Regions from separate parts of the Homo sapiens genome. Here region 2 is linked to region 1. The links are chromatin loops, found by intact Hi-C in ENCODE. Cell type or tissue: IMR-90. All regions are shown on one strand.

Region 1 (8,000 bases):
AGATATTTTGGTACAGGCATGCAATGCGTAACAATCACAACATGGAAAATCGAATATCCATCCCCTGATGCTTCTACTTCTTGTCCTTACTGGAGAAGACCTGTCTTCCAGTGTTGTGCTGTGTCTGAGTCCGATCACAGATCATTGTTGCTGGTTTTTTGTTTTTGTTGTTTTTTAGGAAACAGGGTCTTCCTCTTTCCCCCAGGCTGGAGTGCAGAAGCGCAATCATAGCTCACTGCAGCCTCCAACTCCTGGGCTTAAGCGATCCTCCCACCTCAGCCTCCTGAGTAGCTAGGACTACAGTCACGCACCATTATCCTTGGCTAATTTTTTAATTTTTTGTAGAGACAAGGTCCCACTTCTTTTCTAAGTACAACCCCTTGGCCTACATTCCTGGCACAGAAGCAATGAGCTGGTTAACGCTAATATCTTATTGTAATGGAGTCCTGGAGATCAAAGCCAGAGGATCAGGGGCAACAAACCTCCAAGAGCCTGAAAGGCATTTTTCCTTCCGGCACAATTTTGACCCCCATCCCTTGTTTGTTCAGACACTTCTTAGCTGTAGTATAATCCTCTGGCTCCAATTGCAGCCTAATGTCAAGAAAGAATTCATGCTTATTTATTAAACCTTTACAAAGAGTGGAGTTGAGTGGGATGAAAATTAAGAACATAATCAAATCAAAGGTTTAGCTGTTTTATCATGCATTCCATCATCCACATAGCCCAGGTCTGCTGATTGAGAGACAAGGGGAAAGAGATTGCCCCTCAAGCCATTGAGGCAACCTTGAAAAGGTGAGTAGGAGATCACTAAGTATGAAAAACAGCAGTGTTCAAAAGTACAGAGTTGTACAAAGTACCAAGTTGTAAAGAACAGATTTTGTTTGGAGGACATTAAGAAGCTGAAGGCTGGTATAATTTAGGCTGTGTTAGAGAATGCAGCCAGAGAGGCAGGTTGGGAATATATTATAAAGACTCTCTTCTACCGCACAAGAAATTTGGATTTTATCACATGAATGGAATTGTTAAGGAGGAGAGCTGAGAGTCCTTAAGTAGGAGAGCTGCTGGATCAGACTTTTATTTATAAATGACAGATTCTAGTAAAGGCTGGGAGACTGAAAGGTAAAGGATGATAGGCAGAAGGTATGGAGAGAAGGGGAGAACTGGCAGAACAGTGGGAGGGAGAGAGGGGTCGAGGCAGAGGAGAGAGTCAAGGTGAACGCTAAGATCCTGCCGGACGACTGGGTGGGTGGTAGTGCTATTAACAGAGACAGGGAATACAAAGTAGGCAGCAGGTTTGGCAGGGGAAACACATGCTTACTTCAAACCTGTTTAATGTAGCTGGGTGTTCTCCAGAAGACACCCAGGAGGTAGGGGACTTTAAAATAAGAGGTAGAGGCTAGGGACATTTAGCACAGGTGGGGACACACCTATAGATGGAGAATCAAAATGGACCCTATCGGCCAGGTGAGGTGGCTCACGCCTGTAATCCCATCACCTTGGGAGGCTGAGGCAGGTGGATCATCTGGGGTCAGGAGTTCGAGACCAGCCTGGCCAACATGGCGAAGCCCTGTCTCCACTAAAAATACAAAAATTAGCCAGATGTGGTGGTGTGTACCTGTAATCCCATCTACTCAGCAGGCTGAGGCAGGAGAATTGCTTGAACCCAGGAGATGGAGGTTGCAGTGAGCCAAGATGGCACTGCTGCACTATAGCCTGGGTAATAGAGTGAGACTCAGTCTCAAAAAAAAAAAAAAAAAAGGACAAGGAGCTAAGTGTGAACTTATGAGCTACCAACTAGAGAGAACTTAGAATGGGAGGTGATCCAAGCTGTGAGAGCACAGTAGATGGGAAAGCTTCAAGGAGGAGGTGTATGCAGACAGGCTCACTTGGCTCTCCTGCAGCACACAAACAGCCGTGGTGAAGGTGGAGAAAGTGCCTCAGATGGAAGCAACTGAAATCCTTCCTCCTTTGTTTGACTCTGCCCACTGCCTTACAGCTTCATCTCTAGTCCAGATCTGTTTTATCTTATTTCTTTACAGATGGGGTCTGGCTATGTTGCCTAGGCTGATCTGGAAGTCCTAGGCTCAAGCAATCCTCCTGCCTCAGCCTTCTGAATACCTAGGATTGTAGGTGGGATTGCTCCACCATACCCAGCTTCTAGTTCAAATCTAGCCCTCTCCCCCACAAGGGGAGTCAAGAACATGTGAGTAGGTTAGTCCACCTCTGGGCAGCTCAGTTGCTGCAACCTGGGAAGAAAAAAATATAGTCATATGTCACTTAACAATGAGGATACTGTAAACCAAAATTAAAATTCCAAGTCCCCCAACAGACTGAATGGACACCCCGTCTCAGCCAAGGGCCTTCCAAAGAAACCCAAATAGCTAGTCCAGGCCATGATAGGATGGGGTTGCTGGACATGCCTCATTATACACTCTCCCTTTTAAAGTTCACACACAGCTGATCACCATTAACATTAAAATAGAGATCTTAAGACTGACAGAAGTCTGGGCGCAGTGGCTCATGCCTGTATCCCAACACTTTGGAAGGCTGAGGCGGGGGGATCACCTGAGGTTGGGAGTTCGAGACCAGCCTGACCAACATGGAGAAACTCCATCTCTACTAAAAATACAAAATTAGCCAGGCATGGTGGCATATGCCTGTAATCCCAGCTACTAGGGAGGCTGAGGCAGGAGAATTGCTTGAACCCAGGAGGCAGAGGCTACGGTGAGCCGAGATTGCGCCATTGCACTCCAACCTGGGCAACAAGAGCGAAATTCTGTCTCAAAAAAGAAAAAAAAAAGATATTATAAACTATGTTATTATATATGTCTCATGAATATTACTTTTAGGAGCTAATTATTTTATTTGTTATGAAATAATTTATTTGAATAGATTATAATATATATGGTAAAAAAGTTCAAAATGCAAAAAAAGTACAGTTGTCCCTCCCCATTTACAGGGGATTGGTTCCAGGATCCCCTGAGGATACCAAAAACCTGTAGATGCTCAAGTCCCTTATATAAAATGGTGTAGTACATTCAGCATATACGGAGGGCCAAGAAGAAAGATGTCTCCTCGCGTTCCCATCCCTGTCTTCCAACCACCCAGCTCTCATCAAACAGTTCTAGTCTGCCGTGTGTACTTCCAGAGATATTTTGTGTATGCGCAAAACGAATTTACAACTACATATTCTTCCTTCTTCTCCCCCTAGTGGCAGCAGACTATGCACACTCTCTGCACCTTAGTTTTTTCACCTAGCAGTGTATCCTGGAGCCTGTTCCAGATTGCCTAATTAAAGCAGGCAATTGGAATAGCTTTTTATTAGAATAGCAATTTCTTTGCACACAACAAATGGTGGCTCTCCCAGGGGCATCCAGATCCTCCCTTGAGCCAAAATGACAGGAAGCAAGTGGCCCACCTACCACGTCTGCCCATGGAAACCAGAAATACAAACTCTGAGATTCCTGTCTCTTGCCCACAGCGTGGGGACGCTCAGGAGGCAGAATATCTCGTTAATAAATGGAGGCAGCATGTCCAGAGAAAACAAGACTGAAGAATGAACCCGAAATAAGGTTGCTTTCTGTCTTCTGCCCGCTGGCTTGTGCAAATCCAGGTGCTCTAGAAAACTGCCCCCCAATTCCCCAGCCTTCCATCTCTCAAGTGCCTCAAATGCAGATGGGCTGATCCAAGGATGTTGTGACCAGGGCCAATAAACATCCCCGTCCCCCATCGCCCTACCATCACCTTGCCATGGCATTTTCCTCCTGGGCTTCTAGAAATTTCCTAGTTAGCGAGACAGTCTCCTGCCCTCGCTCAATCCTCTAGCGTTTTAAGGTGTGTGTTGCCTTAAATCAGATCAACTAGCCCATGTTTTGAATACTCAGAAAGGCACTAAAAATCTAAGATTTGACATAATAATGATAATACTAACAGTCCTATAAAGAGGTGGATTGTTGAAGAGAAATGTGGATGGCAGCCTGAAGTATTTGTTGGGGACAAAGTTTTCCTATTTGCCTAAACTACTAAGAACCATCTCCGCTCCCACCTTGACCCCAGACAAATGGAAAGGGTGCATTTATCATGTTTAATGTGTTGAGGAGATCCTAAAAGCCACATTGTATGGCTCTGGGTTTCAAGGAACATATAATCCCCTATTTGCCAGGCACAGGGCCAGGCACTATGGACACAGAGAGGAGCAAGGCAGGGGCTCATGAACCAGGAGGTAAGATGAGACGTTGGCATGAAAAATCAACTAGACGGGGAGGGTTAATGAGTACAAAAAAAAAATAGAATGAATAAGACCTACTATTTGATAGCACAACAGAGGACTATAGTCAACAATAACTTAATTGTAAATTTTATTTTTTACGTATTTTTGAGATGGAGTCTCACTTTGTCACCCAGGCTGGAGTGCAGTGGTGCAATCCCAGGTCACTGCAACCTCTGCCTCCCAGGTTCAAGTGATTCTCCTGCCTCAGCCTCCCGAGTAGCTGGGATTACAGGGCGTCCACCACCACACCTACCTAATTTTTGTATTTTTTAGTAGAGATGGGGTTTTGCCATGGTGGCCAGGCTAGTCTCGAACTCCTGACCTCAGGTGATCTGCCTGCCTTGGCCTCCCAAAGTGCTGGGATTACAGGCGTGAGCCACTGCTCCCAGCCAATTGTACATTTTAAAATAACTAAGAGTGTAATTGGATTGTTTGTGATACAAAGATAACTGCTTGAGGGGATGGATAGCCCATTCTCCATGATGTGATTATTTCACATTGCATGCCTGTATCAAAACATCTCATGTACCCCATAAATATATACACCTACTACGTACCCACAAAAAATGTTTTTAAGTCAACTATACAAGAGATATCACTGGGTGATAAAGAAAGATTGCCAAAAGAATAACAGAGATTGACTTTTAAACGGTGGGTCTTGACTCATAGATAATAAAAGCGAGTTTGGTGGACAGTGGATATGACCAGAAGTTTTTTTTAATGGAGTAGAATAGAACGGAAAATATTAAGGCATACAGCACATACTTTGGATATTGTTTTGTAAAACCTTTGTTTTCAGTTTTTTGTCAAGTCACATATGTTCCAGTCATGATATGAAATATATTTTTTATTGTGGTTTACAGACACAAAGTTTGAAAACAACTGATATCACAGGAAGGAGTCACCAATGTAAATTTTAGAAACCTGGAAATAAATCCCTCAAAAGCACAGGATGTAGCACAGAGTAGGTGCTCCAAAAATGTTTATTGAGGCTGGGCACGGTGGCTCACCTGTAATCCCAGTACTTTGGGAGGCTGAGGCAGGCGAATCACTTGAGGTCAGGAGTTTGAAATCAGCCTGGCCAAGGTAGCGAAACCCTGTCTCTACTAAAAATACAGAAATCAGCTGGGCGTGGTGGTGCACACCTGTAATCCCAGCTACTCAGGAGGCTGAGGCATGAGAAACGCTTGAACCTGGGAGGTGAGGCTGCAGTGAGCCAAGATCATACCACTGCACTCCAGCCTGGCTGACAGAGCAAGACTATCTTTAAAAAAAAATGGTTATTGAGGCTGCACATGCTACAGGACTTTATTATAAGGCCTATTAAAGCAAGGTGGACTCAATGGCCCTGAATAAGTGAGGGGAAATTCTTGGTATCTATGTGGGGGCTGCTCAGGCAATGTATTTTATATCCGGAATTCCTCTACTTTCCTCTGAGTTAACTGCCAGCACTTGTCTAGGTCTTTCTGATCTCTGCTATGGACCAATGAAAAGGCCTCCAAACTGGTAGTCCCTCTTCCACTCCAGCCCTCCGTATCAGCCAGGAGTCTGTTCAGCTGTAACAGGAATCCCTACGTCAGTGGTTGAAACAAGTAGATTTATTTTTCTTATGTAACAAAAAGTCTGGATGTGGACAGACTAGAGCTTATATGGCTGCTCAAGAGTGTCATTTGAAAACCAAGCTCCTATATCTGCCTGCTGTGTGTGTGTGTGTGTGTGTGTGTGTGTGTGTGTGTGTGTGTATATGTATATTGGCATGAAACTTTCACCCTCATGGTTGCAAGATGGCTGCTTCACCTCTAGGCATTGTATCCTTTTCCCAGGCAGGAAAAATGAGAAAGGGTATAGGACAAAGGCACACACCTTTTATCAGTGAAACAATAGCCATCACTGAGACTACGAAAGTCCTCTCAGTAGACTTCCAATTATATCTCATTAGCCACTTATACTATCACTTGGCCACCCCTGTGGCAAGGAAATAAGTCAATTTGCATTTTTGGCTGAACACATTGCTGCCTTCAACAAAATCAGAGTTTTGTTAGTAAAGAATTGATATCTGGGCAGGGCATGGTGGCTCACACCTGTAATCCCAGCACTTTGGGAGGCCAAGGCAGATGGATTACCTGAGGTCAGGAGTTCAAGACCAGCCTGGCCAACATGCTGAAACTCCATCTCTGCTAAAAATACAAAAATTAGCTACGTGTGGTGGCGCAGCCCTGTAGTCCCAGCTGTTCAGGAAGCTGAGGCAGGAGAATCACTTGAATTCAGGAGGCGGAGGTTGCATTAAGCTGAGATCGTACCACTGACTCCAGCCTGGGCGACAGAGCGAGACTCAGTCTCAAAAAATTAAAAATTAAAATAAAATTTAAAAAAACAATTGATATCTGGAAGTGTCTGCCACATCCCCTTCAATACAGTCTCTGCTTCAAACCCTTCAATGGTTTTCCACTGCTTTTAAGAGTAAATCTGAAATCTTTAAAGTTATCCTAAGTGAAATGACACAGAAAAACATTTTTTAAGTAAAAATAAAAATTAAAAAAAAAAAAAAATAGGCCAGGTGTAGTCGCTCATGCCTGTAATCCCAGTACTTTGGGAAGCTGAGATGGGAGGATCACTTGAGGCCAGGAGTTCGAGACCAGCCTGGGCAACATAGTGAGACTCTGTCTTTATAATAATAATAATAAATAAAAATGGATCCCTTAAAGTTACTCTATGGACTGAATTGTGTCCCCCAACCCCACAAAAAAAAAATTCACACGTTGAAACCTTAACTCTCGGTACCTCAGAATGTGACTGTCATTGCATATAGGGCCTTCAATGAAGTAATTAAGCTAAATGGGAGTCTTTATGGTGGGCCCTAATCCAACCTGACTGGACCCCTATAAAAAGAGGAGATTAGGACATACAGAGAGATACTAGGGATGTGCAGGCACAGGGAAAAGACCATGTGGATGAGGCAGGAGAATAGGGTCTGGAGGCAGGGAAGCTAAGGCCAATTCACGCTGACTTTCTAGAACTAAATCAAAAGGAAGACCTCAACTTTCCACACCTAAGTAACAAAAGGACTGGAAGCTACTCCCTTTGCAAACTGCCCCCCACTTTTTATGCGTGGCAGATGGAATATTGAAAGTACCTCTGATTGGTTGCTTTCTGAAACCAATCAGATGTTTGCATAGGAGTGTAACTTGTAACTTCACTTCAGCTTCTGATTGGTTGCTTACCACAACCATTCAGACTGATTGCAGGCCTTGTCTTCCTTTGCATAAAAGCGTAACTTTGTAACTTCATTTTAGTCTCTGAATGGTTGCTTTCCACAACCAATCAGACGTTTGCAAATGGTGTAACCTTTGTAACTTCACTTCACTGATTGCGGGCCACTACTTCATTTGCATGGGTTGTACACCAAGTGACCAATGGAAAACCTCTAGAGGATATTTAAACCCCAGAAAATTCTGTAGCTGGGCTCTTGAGTCCCTGTGCTTGGCCTGCTCCAACCCTGTGGAGTGTACTTTTGTTTGCAATAAATCTCTCTTTTTATTGCTGATTCTTTCTTGGCTTTGTTTGTCCATTTTGTCCAATTCTTTGTTCAGAATGCCAAGAACCTGGACACTCTCCGACGGTAACATGGAGACACTGAGAGAAGGTGGCCATCTGTAAGCCAAGGAGAGAGACCTTAGAAGAAACCAAACCTGCCAATACCTTGATCTTGGACCTCCAGCCTCCAGTCATG
Region 2 (8,000 bases), 530 kb before region 1:
ATAGTTGTACCTGAAGAGTGAGGATTGAAAGCAAATCCCATGGCAATAAAGAGAGGACAGGAATTAGTCCTCCTGCCACTCAGCTCACTTTTTGCATCTCTTTGCCTCCCATTCAGCTGTGTGCCCACAAGTGCATGTAGACGATGACACAACAGTCAGCCAGGCCTTGAAAAAATATTTTCGTTTTCTGACCGGCTGAAGAGCATGTTGTGTGGCACATCCAATTTCATAACTGTGGAAAAATTGCAAGAAAGAAAGGGAAAAAATGGTGAGCATTTTTTTTTTTTTTGGAGATGGAGTCTCGCTCTTGTCGCTGAGGCTGGAATGCAGTGGCGCAATCTCAGCTCACTGCAACCTCCACCTCCCAGGTTCAAGCGATTCTCCTGCCTCAGCCTCCTGAGTAGCTGGGATTACAGGCACATGCCACCACGCCCAGCTAATTTTTGTACTTCTAGTAGAAAGGGGGTTTTGCCATGTTAGCCAGGCTAGTCTCGAATACCTGACCTCAGGTGATCCACCCGCCTCAGCCTCCCAAAGTGCTGGGATTACAGGCCCGAGCCACTGCGCCCGGCCAAACATTTTTTAAATAATAAAAAGTTGCGATATTTATTTACAGGTTTTTTGGGTAGGCTCTTGTTCATTTTTATAAGGTCTGATCACTTTAGCTGATGAGGTCTCCTTTTCTGCAGAGCCAATGAGCAGAGGACATACACAGCCTGAAAAGGACAAGGACAGGGAAAGGGAGAGACGGAGGGAGGAGGGAAGGCCAGCCGGAAGTTAGAAGTTGAGTTTTCTGTTGCGTCAGAAAACAGAGCAAGGGTCGTTGTGCAGCAGGTGGGTAAGTTTGATACCAAGTGGGAGAAGACTGTCAAAGAGCATTCATTTGGCAGGGAGTGGAGAGGTATCTTTCTGTAGGCTGTTAAGTATATTTGGTGGAAAACTGCTGGCCCCATCTGTGTGAAAGGGGAGCATTTCAAAATGCATGCTGTCCTGATCCCATTGGATTGGGTACAAGGTGCAAGAGAAAGTGAATTCATGCTCTCCGAAACTTGTTTTAGAACATAATTTATGTAAACTGACTTTAGGCACAGTGAGCCCTCAGTGAATGTGGTTGAAATGCGACATGGATCCAAAGTAGGAATTTTTAAATCCAGACATAATCCCTTTTCTCTCTCTGGTATTTGAAGTATGCTGTGTACTAGCCTTGCATAGAATAACCCTCTGGGATTTCTTCTTTTTCACTTGCTTGCTCTTTTACGACACCTGCTCTGCAGCCTCCTGCAAACCCCCAGTTGCTCCTGTGCAGTCCTCTGGACTGCGTTCTTCCTGCCCCTGCAGTCAAGGCATCATCTCAATCAGTTTAATGATGAGAGGAGACTGGTTTTCTTTCTCATTGTGTTAGGTGAATTAAGAGTTCTTCTTACAGCTAAAAGCAATATTGCCCGGCCCGTTGGATAAATGCTCTGCAGGCTAAGGTCTAGTTTAGCGAGCCTTGCTGGTTCAACTACATCACAAACCAGATGGTCATGGCTACCTTTGTTGCAGGCATAGTGCCCAGAGGGAATTAAGTCCTCCAAATGACCTAAAATTAGGTAGAAAATGTCACTCTGACCTTTTTTCAATGTGTTTTAAACTTGGGCTTGCTTTCTTTGCTTAAAAAAAAACACTTTTATTTTTTAAAATTAGGAAATAGTCAAATGGAACAAAATTATAAAAGTTTAAAAGGTGAAAACTTCCTCCCACTCCTCTCCCCCAGCTTAATTCCATCCTCAAAGGCAACCAGTGTAGCAATGTCTGTATATCCTCCACACGGTTTATACATATACAAGCAGATATGCACACAGAAACACACATTCTCCTCTCGTTTTTTACACAAAATAGCAGCATAGTATGCACACTGCTCTGCGCCTGGCTTTTAAAAAAAACTCAATATATCTTAGAGATCATTCCATATCAGTTACTAAGATTTATTTCTTCATGTATTCCAAGCACACACGAAGCAGCCCACATTATGATAATTTCTCTTTCCTCAATACTTGGCAGTTGATTTTCATCTGTGTTTTCCCCTTGCTGGTGAATGATTTCTACCACAGGATGGTCCAATCACATTCTTTGAATTGCCTTCCAGATAAAATATCTTAATAAGCATTAGTGCTTTTGCCTGGAGGATAAGTAAACAATTTTATGTGATTAGGGCTTTGCAAGCACATTGGTGTCTCACTGTTAATTTAAACCACATCTTGAATGAGGTCCCTTAAGGTCATAAAGTGAGGACTCCAAGAATTTATCTGTCTTCTAAGGCTATAGCATGTTTTCTCTTGTTCCAGAAACTAGAATGAACCGAAGCATTCCTGTGGAGGTTGATGAATCAGAACCATACCCAAGTCAGTTGCTGAAACCAATCCCAGAATATTCCCCGGAAGAGGAATCAGAACCACCTGCTCCAAATATAAGGAACATGGCACCCAACAGCTTGTCTGCACCCACAATGCTTCACAATTCCTCCGGAGACTTTTCTCAAGCTCACTCAACCCTGAAACTTGCAAATCACCAGCGGCCTGTATCCCGGCAGGTCACCTGCCTGCGCACTCAAGTTCTGGAGGACAGTGAAGACAGTTTCTGCAGGAGACACCCAGGCCTGGGCAAAGCTTTCCCTTCTGGGTGCTCTGCAGTCAGCGAGCCTGCGTCTGAGTCTGTGGTTGGAGCCCTCCCTGCAGAGCATCAGTTTTCATTTATGGAAAAACGTAATCAATGGCTGGTATCTCAGCTTTCAGCGGCTTCTCCTGACACTGGCCATGACTCAGACAAATCAGACCAAAGTTTACCTAATGCCTCAGCAGACTCCTTGGGCGGTAGCCAGGAGATGGTGCAACGGCCCCAGCCTCACAGGAACCGAGCAGGCCTGGATCTGCCAACCATAGACACGGGATATGATTCCCAGCCCCAGGATGTCCTGGGCATCAGGCAGCTGGAAAGGCCCCTGCCCCTCACCTCCGTGTGTTACCCCCAGGACCTCCCCAGACCTCTCAGGTCCAGGGAGTTCCCTCAGTTTGAACCTCAGAGGTATCCAGCATGTGCACAGATGCTGCCTCCCAATCTTTCCCCACATGCTCCATGGAACTATCATTACCATTGTCCTGGAAGTCCCGATCACCAGGTGCCATGTAAGTGATCTTTACCTCCTCTGGGCATTCTGGGCTGGGTGACTGAAGAAACAAGGGCCTCACATCAATGCTTCGTGTCACTAGGCTGGCATGAACAGGTCAGAATGCAGGGAGGGCATTCTGCTTCTCTTAGGGGCTTTCCATGTGTGGCTGGATTTGCAAAGGGCCTGCAGAGAATGCTTTTTCTTAGCCTAAAGCCTGTCCCACTTGGAGTCTCCTTCTCTAGGGACCTTTAAGGACAAAATGGGTTCCTCTGTCTGGGTTAGTTTAACAAACCTGCCTAGAAGCAGAGAGATGACCAAAATGATTTCTAGAAAATGTATTTTTTGTTCTAATCTTTGGGCATATGGGTTCTTCCTTCTCGTCATCTTTCTTCCCCATCTTAGACTTGGCAGAGAAAGGGCTTTTAGTCAAAAACAAAGCAAAACAAAACAAAAAACCAGAAGGTGCCCAGAATGTCATTGAGACTCTGGGATTCGGGCCATTACATGAAAATGAAGTTGTTTCTGTGATTTTGCTGCTTAAATCCTTTTGGACACTTGAGCCATCCACAGCTACCCTACATTCCAGCCACTCTAAGACTGGCAGTCCCCCTACTTGTCGCGATGGTTCACATCTCCATGCGTTTGCCAGGCTCTTCTCTCTCTTGGGGATGTTCTTCCCCTTCTGGTGTGTTTGACCCAGTTTCAATACACCTTTTAAAAAAACTGCTTTATCGAGATCTAATATACATACTGCAAGGTTTACCCTTAACCCATTTTAAATAAAAAATTCAATAAGTTTTAGTATATTTACAGAGTTATGCAACCACCATCATACACATTTTTTGAGACTTAGCTCAAGTGTCCCTCTGGAAACCTCCCCAGATCACGTTCTCCTTCAGGGCCTCTGTCTCCCTCCTGCTCTGGCCCTGTTGGGACACCTAACACCAGCATGGCATCTAATTATGTACGTGTCTCCTCTCCTTCTAGACTGCAAGTTTTTATGCATCTGCAAATGCAAACGTGTACTTTCAATTCATAATTCCCCAGGATTTAAGCACAGTGTCTGGCACATACTAGACTCTCAATAAACTACTTCCGAAATAATAATATGTATCAGTGCAGGAAGCATCTCTGAAAGTGATAAGTCTTAGGTTGAGATAAAAGGTTCTATCACCATTTTTTTTTTCCTACTACCATTCTTGATGTTAAATCTCCGCTGAGGCCACTGGAAAATAACAAAAGGGCTTTACAGATGAAACACAGGGCTGTGAGGCCTGATATTTTTCTTAGCAAATAAACACTGGACAGAAAGTAGTTCAGAGTGTAAGAAGTGCCTGACCAAAGGCCTGATGCGCAGCTTTAAAATAAATTATAGAAATAATTACAAATGCTGTAATCAACCATAATTTACATATTAGTACATGTATACTAAGTATAAAGCTTCCTAAAGTGAAGAGAGCAACACAGTAATTCATAACTCAAAAAAGAAAAAAACAAAGAGGAGATAGAGAAATGTAACTTAGAAGATGCTTGGAAGAAATAGGTAAGAATGAGTGTGAGATCAGGAATGAGGGCAGGGGCTGGGGAAGCAGGAGGGTGTAAGGAGAATGGGGCCTTGGGCTGGAGCGGGAGAAAGAGCCTCTGATGCCTAAAACTGGGACGTGGTGTATAAATGCTGGGAAGTCAACAGAGTGGGAGTGCATGGATGCCACCCCTGCTCTAAGCGCCCAGTCATAGGGTGGGTGTGGTGGTGGATTCCCTTAAGTATGAATCACTGAGAACTGAATGTTGGCAAGGTCAAGGCTGTATTTCTCAGTGATTGCCAGGTTTAAAAGGAGTAATTTGTGAGAATAATACCATAAACTACTTTTTAACATTCTGTTATCTGTATTTAAAGGTAAGTTTTCACCAGGCACGGTGGCTCACCCCACTTTGTAATCCCAGCACTTTGGGAGGCCAAGGTGGGTGGATCACTTGAGATCAGAAGTTTGAGACTAGCCTGGCCAACATGGTGAAACACTGTCTCTGCTAAAAATACAAAAAGAATTAGCCAGTTGTTGTGGCGGGCGCCTGTAATCCCAGCTACTCGGGAGACTGAGGCACAAGAATTGCCTGAACCTGGGAGGCAGAGGTTACAGTGAGCCGAGACTGCACCTGGGCGATGACACAGTGAGACTCCATCTCAAAAAAAAAAAAAAAAAAGATAATTTTTCTGATCATTATAATATTTGGTCACTCCCAAAATTAAAATATGCCCAGAAGTTCAAAAAAGAAAAGAAAAAGTTTTCATATTTCTGCCACCCAAATAGAATTCCTTATTAGGGTTTTGACATATCAATTTTCAGTGTTTTTTTCTTTGCATATATTTTTAATCTAAAATTAAAATAGTTTTCAGTGACATTGAGTACTTATTCCAGAATCATTTAAAACTGCTTCATTGTATTTCATCAGACGCATCTACCAAATTGTTATGAACCTATTCTTTATTGTTGGACATTTAAAATAGTTTCCAGTTTTCTGATCCAATAAGCAATGCTATGGCAAGCATTGCATACATATGTTTTTAACTGCACTTCCGATTAACTCCTTAGATTAATGCGAAGAACTGTGAATACTTAAGGCTTTGTGATACAGTCCCAAGCAGCTGACTCTGACTACTAACAAGGGAAAGCCTCATTGTGATAGACAAAAAAAGCACTGACTCAATGTTATAATGAAGGTCCCAGGACCTTCTGGAAAATACTTCCCACGGAAAATACTTTTCCTGTTGTTGGAGCTGAAACAGCGCCATTGGCAATCCAGTCTTTGGAGGTGAGCGTTGTCCCATTGGGGCAGGCTCCTTTAAAAGGCAAACACTCCTGACTGGGAACACTTTTTGTCCCTATTGCCCCAGGACCTGCTTTCTTTCATCATTTCACCATCCCCTTGCTCTCTGTATTATTTCCTTCTGTTAGGGGGTTGGGGAGAGACATCTAGGATCCTTGGGGCGAAAAGAGGTGTTGAAAGGCAGAGGGGAGAGAATGGGGATAGGAGAGGGGAATAATTCACAGAAGATACACAAATAGCCAATATGAAAATTAAACCAAGCTCAATATCATTAGATTTAAGAAGTGCAAAATTCTTAAAGATACCTTTTCCTTGATTAGTTGTGCAAAAATAAAAACTTTGGACAACATCCAGTGTTAGTGGAGTTAGAGAGAAATGAATATTCCCAATCACTCTTGATAGGAGTGTAAATTGGTGCAATCTCCCAGAAGGCAATTTCACTATCACAGTTTTATATGTGCTTCCTCTTTGGCCCAGCAGTTTCACTTATAGGAATCTGTCCTATAGAAACATTAAACAAGCATATACAAATACAAGAACAAGAATGTTTATTAAAGCATTGTTGCATTAGAGTAAAAACAAAAACAATTACAATGCCTATCAATAAGGGGCCAGATAAGTCATTTGTGATTTATGTATACTATGGACTACTAGGCCCATGTTGCACTGAATACACATTCTGACATCAAAAAGATTAAGTTGAAAGGCAAGAGCTGCAGTGATGATCCCATCCATGTTTATTTTTTAAAAACTATATAGGTTTATATATACATATTAAGTCTAGAAGGATCTAGTGGTGATCTTGGTGGGGAGGGGAGCAGGGAATTAAGAGGAGACAGGTATATTTTCCTTCTAATTTCATATACTTTTGTTGATTTTTAAAAATAGCAAACGGCCGGGTGCAGTGGCTCACACCTGTAATCCCAACACCTTGGGAGGCAGAGGAGGGCAGATCACTTGAGGTCAGGAGTTCAAGACCAGCCTGGCCAATATGGTGAAATGTTGTCTACTAAAAATACAAAAATTAGCCAGCCATGGTGGTGGGCACCTGTAATCCCAGCTACTCGGGGAGGCTGAGGCATGAGAATCACTTGAACCCGGAAGGTGGAGGTTGCAGTGAGCTGAGATCGCGCCACTGCACTCCAGCCTGGTCAACAGAATGAGACTCAGTCTTAAAAACAAAAACAAAAACACATAGAAAACATAAAAATAAAAATAGCAAACAGGTATTACTTCTATAATTAAGAAATGAGTAAAAACTGAAAAGAACAAAGGGAAACAGCACATATAGAAGGCAAGCTCGCCCCAATTCACCTTGCATGTCCCTTGGCCCTGGCTCCCATCTAACCACAGAGAAGAGGGTCAGGGTTGCCAGTGCTGATGGGTTTTTTGCAGGGCATTGTAGCCCTAGAATATTTATGAGGCCTCCAGCAGCAATGAGTCCCACGAAGGTTGCTGTGAGGATTAAATGAGATAATGTATTAAAGGCACTAGGAAAGTGGCTGGCTGGTGGTAAGCCCTCAATACTAACAGCTTTTAGTTATTATTGTTATTATTTAAAAGCATCCTGTAGCCCAGTTCTGCAGGGTGCTCCTCTACTTCCAGATCCCACTCACTGGCACAGATTTTAAGCATTCATGGCAGGTGTACAAATGCTTAGTTTCATGTCAGGGCTATAACTGCACTTAATTGCTAACAAAACCACTTCAAAAGAGCTGTTCACCTAAGGGATGCTTGTGCAGTTGGAAACCATGGCTACGTGGCTCTACTCAGCTTTAGAAGAGCATTACTTCCTTACCCATTAATGAATATATAAATAAATAATGATCACCATGCAAATGGCATATCTAAGCTTTTTGCAAGTTAAAGCAAAAATGGTTATTGGTCGCCCCTTTCATGTAAAAAAAAAAAGTTTTCAAAGTAGGTGGAAATAAGAAAGGGAATAAGTCTACGTTTTCTCCTCACCCCACCCCCTGGAGAAGTCGGCCTCCTGCTGCCTCCGAATCCTTCCACTGAAGGTCGCCAG

What was found. Hi-C counts contacts between places; a loop is a spot of excess contacts. Peaks named below come from ENCODE experiments on the same cell type or tissue, not always from the same donor. Only the 100,000 strongest peaks of a DNase experiment are listed, where the experiment ranks them.
Region 2: it touches region 1 in a loop (11-fold over the local background); 1 of 110 quality-filtered maps calls a loop at or near these places.

The regions. Positions count from the first base shown.
Region 1 is chr6:111,052,691-111,060,690 of GRCh38, reverse strand. No RefSeq gene overlaps it. Among named protein-coding and RNA genes, the nearest start is that of SLC16A10, 31 kb to the left of the region's middle. RefSeq lists a silencer at 3,167-3,316. In IMR-90, a CTCF peak has its summit at 3,205 (motif pointing left); no DNase peak of the experiment used is centred here; H3K27me3 peaks cover 1,629 bases.
Region 2 is chr6:111,586,422-111,594,421 of GRCh38, reverse strand. It overlaps TRAF3IP2 (TRAF3 interacting protein 2), which reads left to right. Exons shown (of 9, transcript NM_147686.4): 2 at 2,328-3,164. The coding sequence starts at 2,336. It also overlaps TRAF3IP2-AS1. Among named protein-coding and RNA genes, the nearest start is that of TRAF3IP2, 15 kb to the left of the region's middle. RefSeq lists an enhancer at 2,530-3,225. In IMR-90, no CTCF peak of the experiment used is centred here; DNase peaks (open chromatin) are centred at 2,801 and 4,881; H3K27ac peaks cover 5,085 bases.